Linked DNA regions of Homo sapiens: region 2 is linked to region 1. A link is an interaction called in ENCODE POLR2A ChIA-PET data of the cell type or tissue named here. Cell type or tissue: OCI-LY7. All regions are shown on one strand. Links, peaks and the distances in the headings refer to the core of each region. The heading gives the core; the rest is flanking DNA. Region 1 overlaps RERE (arginine-glutamic acid dipeptide repeats). Region 2 has its middle 4.1 kb from the start of SLC2A5.

Region 1 (5,376 bases), core at 245-5,244:
AACCTTTCTTTTTTCTTTTCCTTTTTTTTGAGACAGAGTTTCACTCTTGTTGCCCAGTCTGGAGTGCAATGGCGTGATCTTGGCTCACTGCAACCTCCGCCTCTTGGGTTTAAGTGAGTCTCCTGCCTCAGCCTTCCGAGTAGCTGGGATTACAGGCATGCACCACCACGCCCGACTATTTTTTTGTATTTTTAGTAGAGACGGGGGAGTTTCTCCATGTTGGTCAGGCTGGTCTTGAACTCCTGACCTTAGGTGATCTGCCTGCCTCGACCTCCCAAAATGCTGGGATTACAGGCATGAGCCACCATGCCCGGCCGAGAATCTAACCTTTCTAACTGTAGGGGAAATGAAGAGGTATGACAGATGGGAGACGTTGTAGAGGTAGAATTAGTTGGATTTGGCAACTGTTAGAACAAGGCATATAGTCTTACATGTGGGGGAGGTGTGAAGCATAGGTAATTTGCATTACACCTGTGCCATTAAAAAATTGGGAACACAGGAGGACAAACTGATTTGAGGAAGAAGATGCTAATAAATACAGCTTTTTATTGAGATGAGTGATTTTTGTCATTAGGCAGATGGAAATATTTAATATCTTGAGAAGTCATCAAGGTTAAGATGGAGATACTGAGAATGGGGTAGTTGAAGCCCCGAGGTGGAATAAAATTGCCAAAGGATTTAGTGTCAGATGTATCTTTTCCAAGTTTGTCACATTGCAAAACCTGAAAATCCTCCAGTTTTAGGACAGGATTGCTCTGGTGTTGTTTAAAGAACTCAGATTCTTCCTTTGAGTTTTTATTTCTCTTTGAGGTTCTTTCATTTTGATTCTCATTTTGGTAAGACGGTAAAGCATAATGGTTCCGAGTCTGAGCTTGAGAACAGAAGGATTGGGTTTGAATCCTTGTTCTGCCACCTCTCTGTCCTGTAATCCTGTTAGAGTTATGGAACGTCTTTGTGCCTCCATTTCCTTGTCTATATAATGGAGCTGATAATAGCTAAATGATAGGGTTGTTTATACATTAGTGGGATAATGTATGAAAATAATTTAGCCTGGCACATGGAACATAAGAAGTGCTCCATAAATGGTAGCTAATGTTGCCCTGAGAGTCTTGCTGGCTCCACTGCTTCTAATCCTAGAGTGTAGAGCTTCTCTTTTTAAATATAAAATTGTACAAAGTGTTTTGTTTTCATTTAGCATAACTGACACTGGCTGGATTTTCAAAGAATTTAACTTAGTATTAATATTAGTATTCCAAGGGAATAATTATAGTAAATATATTAAGAAACCATCCTGGGTGACAGAGCGAGACCCTATCTTCAAAACACAACAAAAATCCATGGAAATGGGCTTAAAATATCAAAAGCCTGTCCAAATTCAGTTACCTGTTCTTGGGCTTCCTGCTACCCTCCCTGTGACCTCTCACCCTTCACACCAAGGAACTGTGTCTCTCACACCTCTACCAGGTCCCTGCAGATACTTGCAACAAAGCTGTACTACTGACCCAGGACTCTTTCTTTTAATTCATCTCCGATTTTTGGCATCTTATCTAAGGCTGACTTTTGTGGACTGTGGTGATTGATATAAATGATGTATAAATGATTGTCTTAACTATTACAGGCCTAGGGGCTGGGCGCAGTGGCTTACGCCTCTAATCCCTGCACTTTGGGAGGCCGAGGCGGGCGGATCACCTGAGGTCAGGAGTTCAAGACCAGTCTGGCCAACATGATGAAACCCCGTCTCTACTGAAAATACAAAAAATTAGCTGGGCGCGGTGGCGGGCACCTGTAATCCCAGCTACTCAGGAGGCTGAGGCAGGAGAATTGCTTGAACCCGGGAGGCAGAGGTTGCAGTGAGCTGAGATTACGCCACTGCACTCCAGCCTGGGCAACAAGAGTGAAACTCCATCTCAAAAAAACAAAACAAAACTAAACTAAACTAATGATAGGCCTAGGTCTATTTACTTGGGGAGAATTTATTTTGAATTATTTCTCAGATAAATCTTCCTTTTCCCATATAGGAAACTGACCTTAATTAGATTTATACAGTGTAATAGCTCTGATCATCAAGACATATTGTGTGTGTGTGTGTGTGTGTGTGTGTGTGTGTGTGTGTATAGAGAGAGTAAGAATTTAGAGTTATACGTATATTGGCAGGAAAATTGTCCCTCACATTTGAATTTTGTAGTGTTTTTCTTCATGTCTGTTGAACTTGTGTAGTGTTCTAAGTTCTTTATGGCTGTTTTGCAATTGAGCGTAGTGGGTGTACAGTTTCACACAACCTGCAGTTAGCAGAGCCACTTAGTTATTGGGATGGGAATGGCACCCATATCTCTTGAGATTTTGATTTTTTAAAAACTGTGCTAAACCGTATTCTCCAAAGGAGAGAAGAAAGAATTTTGCAGTTTTCGTTCTGTTTTTTCTTTTGGGAAGCGTCTACTTTGGAGAATTTAACCCTTTTCTAAAGTAACTGCAGTTGTCTTTTATTCCCCTTTTTGAAATACCTGTGACCTATAGTTTGATTGGACCAACAAAGGCCTCAGGTGCACTGGCTTGTTTCACTTGTGTGCTTCTGGCCTTTTTCTTTCTAATTCTTCATCCTTGCCTTTTGAAAGGATGATGCTCTTTTCCAAGTGACCTCTAGCAGATTCTGAGATGTAGTGTCCGATTTAGTAATTTTCTCATATAAAAGGATTCTACAGTTAATGTGTCAGAAGAGGTAATAGTTGACAGTAAAGTAGGAATTTTTCATTTTTCTAAAGGAAAAATATAACCTTTCAGTGACTTAATACCTCTTTCCTTTCTTTGACAATCACAGTATCTTTTTATTTTTATTTATTTTTTCAAGATGGAGTCTCACTGTGTTGCCCAGGCTGGTCTCCAACTCCTGGGCTTAAGCAATCCTCCGGCTTCAGCATCTGAGTAGTTGGGAAATATCTTTTTAGTTAGTACCTCAATGTTGAGGTGAGAGAATAATCCCATTTTTTAAATTGACAAAAATTGTACACATTTATTGTGTATACCATGATGGTTTGAAATATATATACATTGTGGAATGGCTAAAATGAGTATATGTATTACTTCACATTTTTTTTTTTTGTGGTGAGGACACTTAAATTCTTCTTTGCAATTTTCAGTAATATAATACATTATTATTAATTATAGTCACTATATTATAAAGCTGATCTCTTGAACTTATTCCTCCTCACTGAAATTTTATGTCCTTTGACTCACATTTCCCCAGTCCTCCTCTCAGCCTTTGGTAACCACCATTCTACTCTTTGCTTCTACTTCAGCTTCAAAAAAAAGGTTGATGAGGCAGGAGGACCCCTTGATCCTAGGAATTCGAGACCAGCTTGGCGAGACCTCGTCACTACAAAAAATAAAAATAAAAAGTTAGCTAGGTGTGGTGGCGCACACCTGTAGTCCCAGCTACTTAGGAGGCTGAGGCAGGAGGATTGCTTGCACCCAGGAATTTGAGGTTACAGTGAGTTATGATTGTGCCGCTGCACTCCAGCTTGGGCAACAGAGTGAAACCCCGTTTCTTTAAAAAAAAAAAAAAAAAAAGATTGAGGGCCAGGCACGGTGGCTCACACGTGTGTTCCCAGCACTTTGGGTGGCTGGGTGGGTGGATCAGGAGGTCAGGAGATCGAGACCAGCCTGGCCAACATGGTGAAACACCTCTACTAAAAAATACTAAAATTTGCCGGGCATGGTGGCGCAGGCCTGTAATCCCAGCTACTCGAGAGACTCAGGCAGGAGAATTGCTTGAACCTGGGAGGTGGAGGTTGCAGTGAGCTGGGATCATGCCACTGCACTCCAGCCTGGGTGACAGAGCGAGATTCTTTCTAAAAAAAAAAAAATTGAACTTGACGTTTTAGGATTCTGCATATACGTGGGATCATACAGTATCTGTCTTTCTATGTCTGACTTATTTCACTTAACATAGTATCCTCCAGGTTCATCCATATTGTTGCAAGTAACAGAATTTTCTTAGAACACATAGTATCCTATTGCATATATATGTGTGTGTGTGTGTGTGTATGTATGTGTGTGTGTGTGTATACATATGTATGTGACTTTATCCATTCATCTGTTGATGGACACTTAGGTTGATTCTGTGTATTGGCTGTTAGGAATACCATTTTGCGTCCTTATATGGATAGTAAATAAACATCTTTATGATGAGTGTTTTTGGTGAACAGACTTTGAATGTTTGGCTTTTTGGTTGAATTTAATACTTTAGAGTGAAAAAAGGCTGACTAGAATGAAAAAAGGCTGATGTTCAAATACATAATTTTAGTGAAGTAGTTTCTACCAGCTCTCTTAACTACAATGTTCTATCAGCTGTGGGAGGAGTTGAGAAAGACAGGAATACACAAACCAGCAACAACAGTGAGCTTATCTTGATTTTCTTCCCATTGTCTTACATTTGTTCCTCTGATAAGTTTATGGGAAATTATGTAAATTCTAGGTCTCTTTTGATGGAGCATCCTATTTAGTATTACATTAGTGATGCAGTAGAGAATTTGATTTTGGTAGCCCATGTGGTTCATTCATTTAGTCATGACTAGAGAATGAGGATTTCCAGGGTATTTCTTTTGTGTTAACTTTAGAAAAAATTGATTATTTAGTGAAAGAAATGGGGCAGTAATTTGCTAGGGAAAGTTCATACAGGACAGTGATTATTAGGAATGAATTTTATTTAACAGAAATAGGAAAATGTTTACTTTGTGACATTTGCCAGCTGTTAACACTTTCTTTGTGTGTTTTGTGTTGAATGACAAGTAGCTTCATTATCTTCCATCTTTATGAGTGCCATCAGAAGCAGTAACTGGTTTGCTTTTTTTTTTTTTTTTTTTTTGAGATGGAGTTTTGCTCTTGTTGCCCAGGTTGGAGTGCAATGGCACAATCTCGGCTCAATGCCACCTCCACCTCCTGGGTTCAAGTGATTCTCCTGCCTCACCTCCCAAGTAGCTGGGATTACAGGCATGCACTACCATGCCTGACTAATTTTTTGTATTTAGTAGAGACAGGGTTTCACCATGTTGGTCAGGCTGGTGTCAAACTCCTGACGTCAGGTGATCCACCTACCTCAGCCTCCCAAAGTGCTGGGATTACAGGTGTGAGCCACCATGTCTGGCCAACATGTGGCTTTCTAATGAATAAATCATTTTCAAAGTTTCAAACCCACTGAAACTAACAAGATTCAGTGCCAAATTAATATAATTGCATGTTTTCATTCTAAAGTTAAAGTGATCCTGATCTTCAAAGAAAACTTTCAAAAAGATATAGTAGTACAGCAAAGCAGACTAATATTTTAGAAAGAATATTACCAGTAATAAAAAGGACAGAATTATAGTTTGATGCATTAATTTT
Region 2 (5,376 bases), core at 305-5,304, 310 kb before region 1:
CTTGATAAGCACAGCAGCTAGGGCAGATCTCCATCGCCTGGGGGAACTTCTGCTTTCTCTTCTCAGATTAGGGTCTTTGGGCCTTTCACTCCTAGTAGAGCTGTTTCATCAAAATTGAAAATCCGGCCAGGTGCAGTGGCTCACGCCTGTAATCCCAGCACTTTGGGAGGCCGAGGCGGTCAGATCATTTGAGGTCAGGAGTTCTAGAACAGCCTGGCCAACATGGCGAAACCCCGCCTCTACTAAAAATACAAAAATTAGCCAGGCGTAGTGGCGTGCGTCTGTAATTCCAGTTACTCGGGAGGCTGAGGCAAGAGAATCGCTTGAATCTGGGAGGTGGAGGTTGCAGTGAGCTGAGATTGTGCCACTGCACCCCAGCCTGGGCAACACTGTGAGACTCCGTCTCAAAAAAAAAAAAATGCCGGGCGCGGTGGCTCACGCCTGTAATCCCAGCACTTTGGGAGGCCGAGGTGGGTGGATCACCTCAGGTCAGGAGTTCGAGACCAGCTTGACCAACATGGTGAAACCCCGTTTCTACTAAAAATACAAAAATTAGCTGGGCATGGTGGCAGGTGCCTGTAATCCCAACTACTTGGGAGGTTGAGGCAGGAGAATCACTTGAACTTGGGAGGCCGAGGTTACAGTGAGTTGAGATCATGCCATTGCACTCCAGCCTGGGGGACAAGAGTGAGACTTCGTCTCAAAAAAAAAAAATTGAAAATCCAATGCAGGCTATAATCAATTAAAACAAACAAATTACATATGAAAATATCTTCAACTGTCCTGCTAACTCCACCATTTAGTTTAAGATTATTGAAAGGGTCACAGGGGAGTGACAACTGTCTGGGCCAGTGGCACGGGAGTAAAAGAATTTACCAAGACAGTTGTAGGTAGAGAAAGATAGATTTATTAGAGAAAGTAGGAAAATATGTTGCAAGGAGGCAACGGGCGGTATCAGCAGAAGAGGAGCGGACTGCAAGGAAACAGGCTTGCTGGAGATTTTATAGGATGGCTCTTGGGATGTTGGATTACGCCACGGCTGCAGGAGCTAACCTGCCTTCTTCTGTCAACCGGGATGTTTGATAAATTGAGGTGTTTGATGTGAAACGGGAAGTCTGTGAGTTATGTGTGTTATTTGCTCAGGAGGGCTACACTTCCTGGGACATAAACACAGACAGACCTATAACTCATCTGCTTCCTCTTTGTTTATCTGTTGTGGACCATGAAGAGAGGCAGATTTATAGCTTATTTGCTTTCTCTTTTGCTTTCCCCTGGTGCTGCCAACCTGACTCCTTTTCCCTAATTAGGACTCCACAGAAAGCTTGGAAAGCACTTCTTTTTTTTTTTGTTTTGTTTTTTGAGATGGGATCTCACTCTGTTGCTCAAGCCGAGTTCTGTGGCTCAGTCACATCTCACTGCAGCCTGAAGTTCCTGGCTCAAGCAATTCTTCTGCCTCAGCCTCTCAAGTAGCTGGGACTATAGGTGCACACCACCACACCCAGATAATTTTTGATTATTTGTAGAGATAAGGTCTCACTGTGTTGCCCAGGCTGGTCTCGAACTCCTGGGCTCAAGCGATCCTCCTGCCTCAGCCTCCCAAAATGCTGGGATTACAGGAGAAAGCGCTTCTTGAAATCACAAAACCAGCCCAGAGCCCTGCAGAATTTTCAGCGTTTTCTCTTTAAGGTCTTCATATGTTGTGTAAAGGAAAATAAAAAACTCAGGACCCCAATTCACTCTGCCAAAAAGGAAAAACAAAATTAAGCTGAAAGCTGAGTCATGCAAGGAGCTGTCTTTCCTTATGTTCCTAAGCAGACAGCGACAGATAAAAGGTTAAGTATCCCCACAAGTAGCTACTCTGTGTTCACCTCACTTTATGTAAAGTGCTGATTTACTGAGCAAGAGACAGACATGTAATTGCTGATTCCTCTACTTGTACCTTTTCTCTTGTAACATGTAGGTTACCATACTCTCCCTCTTTCCCCTCCAGCCAGCTTTTCTTTAAATATCGACGCCCTCAAAATCATCTTTGGAGAAAGGCACAGACCACAGACTATTTCTGAGATTCTGCTTTTTTCTTCTGGGCATGTCCTTAACCTTGGCAAAATAGACTTCTAAATTGATTGAGACCTGTCTCAGATACTTTTTGGTTTACAGTTGCTAAGCCTTGCTCTTTCATTGAGAGAATGCTTGCCCCCCTCCGCTCCACCACCACCTCAAACTATTATATGAACATGCTGCTAAGAACACAAACACAATTTCTGCATTCTACTGACGTATTTTTTTTTTTTTAATTTTTGGAGATGGAGTTTTGCGCTGTCACCCAGGCTGAAGTGCAGTGGTTTGATCTCAGCCCACTGCAACCTCCACTACCTGGGTTCAAGCGATTCTCCCGCCTTAGCCTCCTGAGTAGGTGGGGTTACGGGCTCCCGCCACCAAGCCTGGCTAATTCTTGTATTTTTAATAGAGACCGGGTTTCACCATGTTGGCCAGTCTGGTCTTGAATTCCTGTAATCCGCCTGCCTTGGCCTCCCAAAGTGCTGGGATTACAGGCGTGAGCCACCGCGCCCGGCCAGCATTCTCTTGTTTACCATCTGCAAATGAACTAACTAACTCACAGTACAGAAGCATGTACTGAGTGAGGCAGAAGAGACTCCACCATTTGCACCACCAGGGGCTTTGGTAGAATATCTTCCTGTTTTCTGTCCTAACAGATTTTCAGGCATCCATTTAATAGTTCTACCAGTGAGAAACGGTTTCAGCTGCAAGTGACAGAAAACAAAATGAAGTATTTTTCTTCCCTACTAAGTCAAGTTGGTGGTGGGGAGCTGGGATGGTGCTCCACAGGGTAAGGGGCCCCAGCTCCTCCTAGCTTGGTGCTCTGTCCTGTGGGGCTTCAATCTCAAGGCCCAAGCTGGTGGCATCTACATTCCAGGAAGCAGGATGGAGAAATAGGCAAAGCTAAGAGAGCAAAGTTTCTGGAAGCTGCCTGCCATATGGCATCTTGCATACACTGCATTAAGCGGAACTTTATGTCTGTACTGACTGCAAGAGCAATGGGGAAATGTCTTTATTTTGGGCAGCCGCAGGTCTTGTTCCCAATTCTATTACTACAGAAGAGGCACTGACCAAATGGATTTATGGATGGGGAGGAGAAGCCATTAGCAGCCTGTACAAAAGAGGCCCGTGGCAAAACTTTAAAATTCTAGAACATTCCTAGCAGAGGTGAGGCCAGTAGTGACTGAAGTCCTGGTATCATTGTCTGGTCACAGAACAGCCCGGAGATGTGCCAGCTTGCTTTGTGGTATGGTGTTAACCCAATATTTTGCCCTGGTTAAATTTTTCTTATATAAAACATTTGCTTTTCATTCTGATTCAGAAAAGTAACTTTTATTTCTGTTTTACTTTTTTTTTTTGGAGACAAGAGTCTCGCTCTGTCACCCAGGCTGAAGTGTAGTAGTGCGATCTCAGCTCACTGCAACTTCCGCCTCTTGGGTTCAAGCGATTCTCCTACTTCAGCCTCCCAAGTAGTTGGAATTACAGGCGCACACCACCACGACCGGCTAATTTTTTTTTTTTTTTTGGCATTTTTAGTAGAAACGGGGTTTCACCATGTTGGCCAGGCTGGTCTCGAACTTCTGACCTCAAGTGATCCACTTGCCCCAGCCTCCCAAAGTGCTGGGTTTACAGGCTACCACGCCTGGCCTAGTTGTGTTTTATTATAACAGTAACAGAAACGCTCCTATTTCCTCTCCCCCATCCTATCACCAAGTGATTGTCAATTTTCCATCCTAAATATCCCTCAAGTGTATCTACTTCTGTCTTCTCCATCCCCATGCTGGTCCAAGTCACATTGTTCTTTCACCTGGGCTACGGCAAAGACCTTCCACTGCTCCTTCTCCCCACTTCCAAATCCAGCGGTCTCTTGTCCCCTCATCAGTTCACCTCTGGACATCCAGATGGAACTTTAATTTTTAATTTTTTTTATTTCTAGGGACAGGGTCTTGCTCTGTCACCTAGGCTGGAGTGCAGTGGCATGATCGAATTCCTGGGCTCAAGCGATCCTCTTGCCTCAGGTTTGCCAGGACCACTCCCCTCCCCCCAGTCCCACCTCACCGCTGCCATCCCCCTCCTCCATCTTTGAGCCACTAGGCTTCTCACAGTCTCCCACCCCGCCCTGCTCGCGGAGCCTGCAGGCCTCGGCCTCATGGCGGCCTGAGGCAGGGGCCTGGAGGCTGGTCCGCCCGCCACGAAGGTTGGGGGGTCCCTGGCCAGAAGCAGGACCCGGGCGAGGCTGAGGGGGACTCTGGCAGAAGCTGAAGGGGACCCGGGTGAGGCTGAGGGGGACTCGGGCAAAGGCGGAGGGGAACCCGGGCTGAGGCTGGGGGGGATCTGGGCTGAGGCAGAGGGGGACCGAGGCTGAGGGGGACCCGGGCTGAGGCAGAGGCCGAGGGGGACCCGGGCTGAGGCAGAGGCCGAGGGGGATCCGGGCTGAGGCAGAGGGGTCCTGGGCAGGGACAGGACCCACCCGGAGCCCGCAGGCCCGCCAGGCAGAGGGACTGGCTGAGCGGCCCGCAGCCTGGCGTCATGACGGCCTCCCGCCACGCCCCCGTCCCCGCGCTCGGCTCCCTCCAGGGCGGAAGCACGGGTCGAGCGTTGGTGACGCCATGGCTGTGCTTGCGACGCCCTGTCACTGGCAGGAACCGGGTACTGCGGCCCGCAGCTCCCGGGATGATCCCCTCTGGGCCTGAGGGCCTGGCTCACTGTCCCCGCTTCCCCGGGCTGGGCCGTCAAGGCGGGGACTGGGAGTGTCCGCGTCCCCCCCAGCGACCCCCGGTTTTAGTTACCCCCTCGCCCAAAGGCAGGGAGAAGTGGAAGATCTGGGCCTAGATAGAAGCAGGTGTCATGCACTTGACATGACTGATGACTACAAACTTTGGACGATTATTTTTGGGGGGAGGATGGGGGACGGAGATGAGTCTCGCTCTGTCGCCCAGGCTGGAGTGCAGTGGTGTGATCTAGGTGCGCTGCAACCTCCGCCTCCCGGGTTCCAGCTATTCTCCTGCCTCAGCCTCCCAAGTAGCTGGGATTACAGGCGTCTGCCACCATGCCTGGCTAATTTTTGTATTTTCGGTAAAGACAGGGTTTCACCATGTTGGTCAGACTGGTCTCGAACTCCTGACCTCAGGTGATCCACCCACCTTGGCTTCCCCAGGTGCTGGGATTACAGGCGTGAGCCACCGCGCCCGGCCGGATTCTTCTTTGTGTTGGATTGCACACCTGTACCCGTCTCCTCACTCCCCCATCGTTGATTTCCTCTCCCCACCCTACCCCTGCAATTAAAGTGCATTTTCTTTGGAAACTTTTTCTAGATCT

What was found. Peaks named below come from ENCODE experiments on the same cell type or tissue, not always from the same donor. Only the 100,000 strongest peaks of a DNase experiment are listed, where the experiment ranks them.
Region 2: POLR2A ChIA-PET joins it to region 1 with 6 read pairs; 2 of 35 experiments call an interaction of 5 or more read pairs at or near these places.

Annotation. Positions count from the first base shown.
Region 1 is chr1:8,756,576-8,761,951 of GRCh38, reverse strand. The region is part of intron 1 of RERE (arginine-glutamic acid dipeptide repeats); the gene reads left to right. Among named protein-coding and RNA genes, the nearest start is that of RERE, 58 kb to the left of the region's middle. In OCI-LY7, for the core only: no CTCF peak of the experiment used is centred there; no DNase peak of the experiment used is centred there.
Region 2 is chr1:9,071,004-9,076,379 of GRCh38, reverse strand. It overlaps a transcript of SLC2A5 not described here. Among named protein-coding and RNA genes, the nearest start is that of SLC2A5, 4.1 kb to the right of the region's middle. RefSeq lists an enhancer at 1-88. In OCI-LY7, for the core only: no CTCF peak of the experiment used is centred there; DNase peaks (open chromatin) are centred at 1,159 and 2,669; H3K4me3 peaks cover 1,497 bases; H3K27ac peaks cover 3,235 bases.